2 separate regions of the Homo sapiens genome follow, and region 2 is linked to region 1. The links are chromatin contacts, found by Hi-C or POLR2A ChIA-PET in ENCODE. All regions are on one chromosome and are shown on one strand. The core of a region is the stretch at or near the end of the contact, and the rest is flanking DNA. Distances in the headings are between cores, read along the strand shown. Region 1 has its middle 89 kb from the start of BCL2L14. Region 2 overlaps ETV6 (ETS variant transcription factor 6).

Evidence for each region. Hi-C counts contacts between places; a loop is a spot of excess contacts on that map. ChIA-PET counts read pairs that join two places held with the same protein, here RNA polymerase II (POLR2A). Pooled maps may share reads with other maps.
Region 2: a pooled map shows a loop between it and region 1 (4-fold over the local background). The contact joins two enhancer-like sites. A Hi-C loop is called at or near these places in 2 of 37 single-sample maps with no recorded cell type and 8 of 50 pooled maps. POLR2A ChIA-PET finds 5 or more read pairs at or near these places in 6 of 52 experiments (AG04449, WTC11, activated CD4-positive, alpha-beta T cell and 3 more).

What each region holds. Positions count from the first base shown.
Region 1 is chr12:11,979,134-11,983,871 of GRCh38, forward strand. No RefSeq gene overlaps it. Among named protein-coding and RNA genes, the nearest start is that of BCL2L14, 89 kb to the right of the region's middle. Within about 2 kb of position 2,103, at least 5 of the 41 ENCODE cell types and tissues checked have a DNase peak (open chromatin) inside an H3K27ac peak, as active enhancers do.
Region 2 is chr12:11,873,540-11,878,277 of GRCh38, forward strand. The region is part of intron 5 of ETV6 (ETS variant transcription factor 6); the gene reads left to right. Among named protein-coding and RNA genes, the nearest start is that of BCL2L14, 200 kb to the right of the region's middle. RefSeq lists a silencer at 1,908-1,957 and an enhancer at 4,698-4,738. Within about 2 kb of position 1,997, at least 5 of the 41 ENCODE cell types and tissues checked have a DNase peak (open chromatin) inside an H3K27ac peak, as active enhancers do.

The sequences.
Region 1 (4,738 bases), core at 853-3,352:
AAACCCAGAGTCAATAGGACAGTCTAGACTCCCCAGCTTGTAAACTATTCATAATGACTCACTCAATAGTCAGGCATTGACAACAAGCTGAATGACTGTGGACCTAGAGCTACAATATTGGCAATGTTATCTTTAATTTGAAGAGCTCAAATAATTCTGGGAGGCATTAATCAGGTAAAGAAACACTTGCCCTGGATCAAAAATTAGTGTCAGTTGGTTACCAAGGATGGGAATATGGTTAACCATATTCTTTTATTTCCCAGGTTATTGTCATAACATCTCTGTATAATTTTATATACCCATATGCACAAGTGGCCAGAAATCCCTTTCTAGCCAGCAGGGACCCACAAGGTTCTGTTTAGCAGATTTATCCCAATAATCTATCCTCATTAATACTGTATAAGAAACCACCTAAAAATCCAATGGCTTAAAACAACAAGGATTTCGCTGGGTATGGTGGCTCATGCCTGTAATCCCAGCACTTTGGGAGGTCAAGGTGGGCAGATCACCTGAGGTCAGTAGTTCAAGACCAGCCTGACCAACATGGAGAAACTCCATCTCTACTGAAAATACAAATTAGCTGGGCATGGTGGTGCATGGCTGTAGTACCAGCTACTCGGGAGCTGAGGCAGGAGAATCACTTGAACCTGGGAGGCAGACATTGCAGTGTGCCAAGATCACGCCATTGCACTCCAGCCTGGGCAACAAGAGCGAAACTCTGTCTCAAAAACAACAACAACAACAACACAAGAATTTAGTCTCACGTCTACAGGTCTGCAAGACTGACTGTGGTTCAGCGGCTCTAGGCTGAGCAAGGCTACAGTTCGGCTGTGCTTAACGCCAACCTGTCCTTAGCTCCAGCCTATAGGTTGAGCTGTAGGCAAGCGTGTTCATTCTGGGCCTAAGCTGAGTGGATAACAGCTGCCTGGGGAAAGTTCTTCCCATCATGGTCACTGAGATACAAAAAGATCAAGCTTTAATGCGCAAGCTCTTTTCAAGCCTCTGCCATCACATCTAACAAGTATTCTTTTTGGCCAAACCCAAAGTTAAGGGGCAAGAAGGACACTCCTCCCACCATGAGGTCACAGCAAGGGTGTTGATGAATAATTCTCTTTAAGTGCTGTGATGAATTGAGAATAGCAATTCTATTATCCACTGTGATGGTTAAATCTCCACTGGTTAAATCTTGACCAGTTCCTCTTCTGACTACTTCTGATTTTCTCCTTTGGCTTCCCAGACCACATGCACAACCCCTGCAGGTGAGCCAGAATGCCAAGAAGTCAGCATTATAAGGCTAAATAGAGAAAGAACAAGTTTTCTTTTTGGAAAGTTCCTCCCAACCTGCGATGTGTCAAGACATCACCATTAATTGGAAGGGGACACGATTATGCAAAATAACTGAGTATAAAGAACTTAGAGACAAAAGGGGAGTGAGGGGAGGAAGGAGATGTAGCAGTTTGAACTATACGAGGTTTAAATTAATTTCAACCAAAACATAACAAGCAAAGGATGTTCTCCTGATTATCTTATGTTTACTATTATATTTCAAAGGCAATACATGCTTATTGTGTGTGGGGGGAATCAATCTAGTGAGTAGAAAACACAACCATCTAAAACCCCATCACCCCTAATTAGCTGCCATTCAAATCCTTTATACATGGACTACTTTGGGCATTGGAAATCAAGGTGCTGCTACCTAAACAGTGTCGTGAAAATTTTAAGGCTCTGAGAAAATGTTAAGGCCATTTGAACACCAGAAATTCTTGTTCTCATCTCTCAACTACAAATGCCTAGGTGAGTTCTCGCTTACAGATTTTTTTCAAATTTACAGTATATGCAATTTATTTATTTATTTATTTTTGCAAAAATGGGGTCATCTATTACATACCACTTTTCACATTAGAACAATTTTCCTCATCAACAAAGATATGTCTATATCATCATTTTAAATTCTGCCTTATATTTCATTTATAAATTACCATAAATTACTTAACCAACACCCCATTGATGGAAGTTTAGGTTATTTCCAGTTTTTCACAATTACTTTCTGCATGCATAATAACTCACGTCACTTCATATACAAACTGAGGCATTTATTTTCATTTTCAGATCTAAGAAATCTAAGCAGTGCCTTATTGACAATAAATAGAACCACCCTTGTGGTGTTAAAATGTGGGCAGCAAGAAAGGAAATAGTGTGGTTGGGTGGAGATTAGTCATTTTTGAAAGAGCACGTATGTACATTTTGCACGTTGGTGACAATTCACTCAAAATTTTAAAGAACCCAGCTTAAGTTTTGAATCAGCCTGAAGCACTCCGAACTTCAGATGCTCATCTCAGCCTCTTAAGTCTGCCAACCAAGCTGGAGACAAAACAAGATCTGGCTCCCTGGTGGCCGCCTGGGAATCCTGCCCTTGGCGTCATTTCTGGAAGGGCAAAAGAACCCTACGGACTCTTGTATCACTAGGATAGAAATGCCACCCAGCTCCTCAGCCCATCTCCATCACCATGGCAGTGGGGAGGGGCCTAGGCATTATCAGAATGGGTCAGGACTAGCTCAGAGCCAGTGTCAGGCTGGCTGACTGTAAACTAAGCCAGGCTTTCAAGGGAAGGCTTTTGAAGGAAATAAGCCAACAAAACAGCATCAGAAACTGAGGAACCATTCCTTCTCCAACTCTACCCCCCAAGAGATACCAAGGTCACACAGGATACAGCAGTTGTTGAAATTATTACTGCTATGGAACAGAGCTTTTTTGGCACCGGAAGAAGTCATTCTCTTCTGTCAACCCTCTTTTCCTTTCCCTTGGATTTTCAATCCTCCCCATAGAAAATCAAGACCGCCCAGCAAAGAACATGCTTACCCAAAAGACCACAGTGCCATTCAGAAACAAGAAATTCCAACTCTACCATACATATAACCTTCTATCCATCCTCTGACCTTCTGACTTCATAATGTATCTTCCCAAGATAAATAGATGCATGGCATGTTAAAGCCTAGGAGGACCATGGAGATTGTGTCAATATCTTTATCCTTCAGTGAATAGATGGAGGCCTCAGAGAGGATGAGCAACCTGCCCATGGCCCCACAGAATTGGTGGCAGAGCCCAAGACTGTTGGCCCCCAACCACACTGTCCAGACTTCAAAAGCTGATCCTCTTGCCAATGCCCCCACACTAGTAACAGCCTTTTTGCCTGAATGTCTCTCAGTGATGTCATGAAGACAAATTACTGTCTAGCTGTATGGTTCTTTAGTCCTTGCTGTATGTTATTGTACCTGGCAGGCCCTCATGGAAACTAAGCTGGAAAGAAATGAAGGAGCTCAACTTGGTTAAAACCATTGACAGAACACTCATCCCCCATCTTTTGCTCTCTAGACAACCGCAGGTAAATGTGAGGCGTTTGAGAGAGTTAAGCCTTCTGTATCAGTTAAGCTAAAAGAACAGTTTATTTCATACCCCTAAACTTCACAGGAATAGAACACAAGCTACCAGGCAGCAAGAACAAAGGAACAGACTAGATACATTTATTTTTCAGAAATTTTAAGCCATGGAAGAACAAAAAAAAATTCTTCAAAGAAAATTTAGGGGCAGGGGATTGAAATACATGCAAAACTTATTTTTAGTGCCCTTTACAGATATAAAGTCATGCTGTTCGTTTAGGAACAAAAAAATGCATTATGTATAACTTGTTTCACTCATAAAATTACCATGTTTTGTATATTGATATATTTAGACATTGGGAGATCTGAAAAAAGCATTTTTATGATTTCTTTCCTGGTTATTTTCTCGGGCAAAAGGGAGGTTTTTAAAAAAAAAAAGTCCTCAGTGGAAAAACTTTTCAGAATTTTGAGAAAATTTACAGATTTTAGAGGATTTTTACTTTTCCCAAAATGACTAAGTCATCAGGTTCTCAAGTCATTGAACTCTAATGTGTTCAACCAGCGTCCTCTACTTATCAAGATAATAGCACAACCGGGTTTAGTAATGGTGACCTATTGTGGAACTTTCAAAAGTCCACTGTAGAAGTCCCACAAATTTGAAATTCACTTTGCCCTCCAAGGTAAATCTTTTCTGTTCTTCCCACTGTAGCACTACTTAAAGTCCATTTCTAGAAATGAACTGGGAGAGGTCATAAGTCATTTAATTTAGACCCTACATGAGCACAAATCCTGTCTATACGAGGTCTACAAATGGTCAACTATCCCTTGCTTCTCCACAGTCAATGGTCTAAGGCCTAATTGTCATGCTTTACCATATACATTTATGAATGTGTGATGATCTGAGCCATTTCTGTCTTCCTCACTAGACTGCAGCTGCCATCAGGGCAAGAAGCAAACCTTCTCTGCTGACTATTTTGTCCTGAATGTCTACCAGCAATGGGAACAGAGCAGTAAATCTATGCTCATATCTTCTGAGATAGCTCTTAATATTACAATTTCTCTCTGTGTATTGAACTTATATTACTTTCCCTATAACTTCTATGTACTGAGTGGATTCTGCCCTTCTTGTCCATCTAGATCTTTCACAAGACAGCCCTTCAAATATATGAAACATGTCATCCTCCACTCTTCTCTCCTCTAGGCTAAATATCCTGTTTCTTCAGCTTCTCCTCTAGGCTAAATATCCTCAGCTGTCCCACATGTGGTGTGATTTTTCAGTTCCTTCATTACCTTGGATGCCCTTCTCGGAAGACATCACTGCTCTGGTTCTATAAACCCACACGGCTAACATGGAAGGGGA
Region 2 (4,738 bases), core at 747-3,246, 110 kb before region 1:
AGAAATGAAGGTGCTGCTGAATGTCAAACTGATGAGTACTATAGCTGGAGGGTATAGATGGAAATAGTACTCATGAATGTGGATCACAAAATGAAGCTAAATTCTTACTATTCAGATATGATTTGTTCAGGTGCCCTAGAATTTATGCATTTGGACACCTTCTGTGTATAAGGCACTGTTCTGCATTCTTGATGGGGTGGGGACAGCCTCAGAGAGGTATAAGACACAGTCTTTATCATGAAAGAGCTGAGCACAGTTAACTATAAAAGCGAAGCACATGACATGTATCTTAGAAGGGCTCCTGTTAAGTACCACAGGAGGTCAGAGTAGGGATGTCAGGGCAAGCTACATGGAGGGCTGGCTTTTAGCTGGGCTTGGATGAATGCTTAGAATGTGGACAAGTGGAGATTAGAGAAAAACAGGTCATTCCAGATGGAGAAAACTTACCAGGAGCAAAGCAAGATAAGGCTCGGTGTATTTTTTCTATTTCAGGTAGAAATGTAAATCTACAAGTTGAGATCTATTGAGGTCATTTAAAAATCTATCATTTTTCAGGCTGGGTACTGTGGCTCACGCCTGTAATCCCAGTACTTTGGAAGGCCAAGGCTGGCAGATCACCTGAGGTCAGGATTTCGAGACCAGCCTGGCCAACATGGTGAAACCCCATCTCTATCAAAAAATACAAAAATTCGTCGGGCATGGTGGTGCACACCTGTAGTCCCAGCTACCGAGGAGGCTGAGGTGGGAGAATCGCTTGAACCTGGAAGGTGGAGGTTGTAATGAGCCAAGATTATGCCACTGCACTCCAGCCTGGGCAACAGAGTGATACTCTGTCTCAAAAAAAAAAAAAATGTGTGTGTATATATATATGTGTGTATATATATACACACACATATATGTATATATATATGCGTATGTATATATACACACACACGTGTATGTGCGTGTGTACACACATATGTGTATGTGCGTGTGTACACACATATATGTGTATGTGCGTGTGTACACACATATATGTGTATGTGCGTGTGTACACATATATGTGTGTATACACATATATGTGTATGTGCGTGTGTACACACATATGTGTATGTGTGTGTGTATATACACATATGTGTGTATATGTATATATGTGTGTATATATGTATATGTGTGTATATATGTATATATGTATATGTGTATATATATGTGTATATATATATGAAATTTTTCATAAATTCTTTTCATTATCTATTATCACTGAAATTCCATCATACCATTAAGATACATGCAGAATTGTTCTCACTCATAGGTGGGAATTGAACAATGAGAACACATGGACACAGGAAGGGGAACATCACACACCGGGTCCTGTTATGGGGTCGGGGGAGGGGGGAGGGATAGCATTAGGAGATATACCTAATGTAAATGACGAGTTAATGGGTGCAGCACACCAACATGGCACATGTATACATATGTAACAAACCTGCACATTGTGCACATGTACCCTAAAACTTAAAGTATAATTAAAAAAAAAAGATACATGCAAATTTATGTCTGTTAGGTATTTACCATATGGAAAAACTAAAATAATCAAGAAAGGAAATTCAGTAGGTGGTTGACAGTTTAAATACAAATCACAAATGACATCTTTTTAAATATAACAAGTAGCTTATTTTTAAAGGTGTCACTTACTTTGCAAAGGATAAGGAGAACTGTTATTAAGAATTTACCAGGTTGGAATGGCTAGTGTTTATGGGAGAGAGTTTAGCACAAGACGGAGTGAGACAAGATTGCTGGGGTCTTATTTTGAATCCAGCAGCCAACGCTGTATGGAATAGTGAAAAAGTTGCCTCTTTCTGTGCTTGTTTTCTACTTGGTATCTTTAAGAATGGGCTATTTAGGAGCAAGGAGCCTAGCAGAAAGCATCTGTCAATCTTCTAAAACTTTACCTACAAAAGTTTTACTGGCTTGTGTCCCACCAGTGTGTTTCAAAGCCAGAAAGTATATTGGCCACAAGCACCTGTAGGTGGCTGAGGTGTGACTGTAGTCATCCGTGAGTCATGTTTTCAGTATGTATTGAAATTCCTTATTTGGACTTGATTTCAAAGGTAGAAGGGCCTTTTACAGGTGAAGGAACTGAGATTGAGACACATCAAGAGTCTAGCCTCGAGCTTCTGTTCAGTGTTTTTCCCAAAATTATTGTTTCCTTCTGGTCTGGGACTCTAGAGCAAAGATTGAAAACTGTGGCCCAAAGTGTGAGCCAAATCCAGCCACCATGCGTTTTTTTTAAATCAAGTTTTCCTGGAAAACAGCCAAACCCATTTATTTGGTATTGCCTATGTCTGCTTCCATGCTGCAGTGGCAGAGTTGAGTAGTTACAACAGAGATTGCATGGCCAGCAACACCTAAAACATTTATTAGTTGGCCCTTTACAGAAAACGTTTGATGCTCTCTGCCTTGCAACATTGTGTACGTGGTGGTCAGTGTGCTTGGAATCATAGGTGCAATGTAGGATGCAGACTTAGAAAACAGTGCCCTTGCTCCCAAGGAATTATTTGCACTTTAGATGACAAGGCATGTTTGAGACATGTGAAAGGAACAATAACAAGTTATGTAAGAGAGGAGACAGGTTCTGGACTGCAGGCTATATTTTCAGACCAACCAGAATAGTTACGATAATATCATTAACATAAATAAAATACTAAGTATTTAGCTACGTAAAAGAAACGATTTATTTGCACTTTGGATTATACAGTTCTTCATTCATTGATTCAAAAATTATTGCCAGTCTGCTCATGTGCCAGGCATTGTTCTAGATGATAGGGCACTGCATCTCTAAATGCCAAATTTCGTATCCTTGCTGGTGGAAGGCAATGTCCTCTTGCTTTATGCCATGACACAAACTAAGCTCCTGCTTTAACTATAGACAGCTAAATCTTAAACGAACACTTTTCAGTCAGTTTAGTTTTCTCTTAAAGTACTTTAATTCCGTTAAAACCTGAGCCACCAGATTTCCTGTCTGCCTGTCTCTTCCTTGGCCTTAATCCAAAACTCTGCTGAGGAAGAAGATTCGTTGGTACACTGACAATTGTTTTATAATCCATTCATTTCATAACCCCTCATTTGCTACCCAAAAGTGGGGACCTAAATCTGTACAGATTTACGTGTTCAAAGGCCATGGCCTACCCAAATAGAGAATATCTCCTTTCTTGTGTTTCTCTCACAACTTTTGCTGAAGTCTCTCCATCTTTGTGAACATGAACTTCTCGATTTGTGAGGCTATCGCTGGTCAGTTGGGTCATTAATCCTACAGCAGGCAAGACACAGAATTTCCTCTCAGCTCAAGATCTCTTCACTCCCAACCCTCTTAGAACACACTTCGCAGCAATCCTTGGAATCTTTAAAGGTAGCCTTTTGTGACTTTAAAAAATACTTTTACTATCTCTCAAGGTTACATCCTTAACAGAAACAAAAAGATTCTAATCAGCGAGACATCAAGTCTCTTGCATTGCTTATTTGTCACCCAACTAAAACAATGTACTTTCTTGATTTGGTTTTATTGACTGGATGAATTATATATATACAAAGATTCAATTAGGGAAGCCTCTGAAGTAAGATGAAGAAAAAAGTATGAAACTCCAGAGAAAGCAGTTTGAGGCTTATCCTCAGGGGCTTCAAGGACTGGGAGAAGTCACTGTATTCTGGCATCTTGCTTCTGTCTCCACTTCCTCCCACAGTGTTTAATGCTGCTGTGAATTTGTTTCAAAGGAAGCCTATAGACTTTTTTTTTTTTTTTTAATTTTGTACATGAGCCTCAGGAGCAGCCTTGACAGCTAAAAGACCTCGTAAAAGAGAAGTGTGAAGGGATTGCATGAAAGTGCTGGGGGCAAGTCTCAGCCCTCGGCCTTTGTTGGAAGGTGTGGGGTGTGCAGACACATGTGCACCTTCGCACACATGCATCTGTGCATAAATATCTGTGTTTGCAGGAAAGAAAAGATAGGGTTGTGGGATGTCCCCAGAAGCCACAGGGATTCCAGTGTTTTAGTACCAGGTGAAAGAGCCGCTTCCTCCCACACTATCTCAGGGAGATGCCCTTCTGTAGACCTCTGTAGCCCAGTACCCTCAAGAGCTCCTGGAGACAGATGGCCCCGAACAGTCCTAGGGAAGCAGTGTGGGCCTGTGGCAAAAGCTTGGACTGCGAAGTCAGCATGATTGGAATCCGGTTCTTGACTCCCAAGCAGGTGCATAATGTCCCTGAGCCCTTCTTTCCTTATCTGTAATATTGAGAATAGTAATACCCATTTCTGGGCCCTTTTGACTGTTAATGAGACAACATGTGAATGCATGGCACAAGAAAGTTAATTGCTACGTGTCACTGTCCCCCCCTGCCTCACTGCTGAGCTGCCATCCTGCCCATCTGAGAGGGACTGTGTGGGAGCTGTGGGTACAGCCAGCACAACTGCCTGCAGAGCCACGCAGGGCACTGACAGGGAAGGCCTGTGTGGGGTGCCCTTCAAGGCCACCTCCGTTTTCTTATTTCCTTGGAGATTTACTTTTGTGCTCCTGCTTCCCCTCCCTGAAGCTTTGCCTGCTGTCCATATTTGGAGGGGATGAATAAGATGAGCACTGGGGAGGGGAGGAGCCATCACTCCAGCAGGAATATTCCCAGCGGCTGAGTCACTGCATTTGATTTTCAGTGTGAACAACTGAGAAATCAAAGAGCCCTAAAAGAGGAGGAAGTTTCAGGACAATGTTT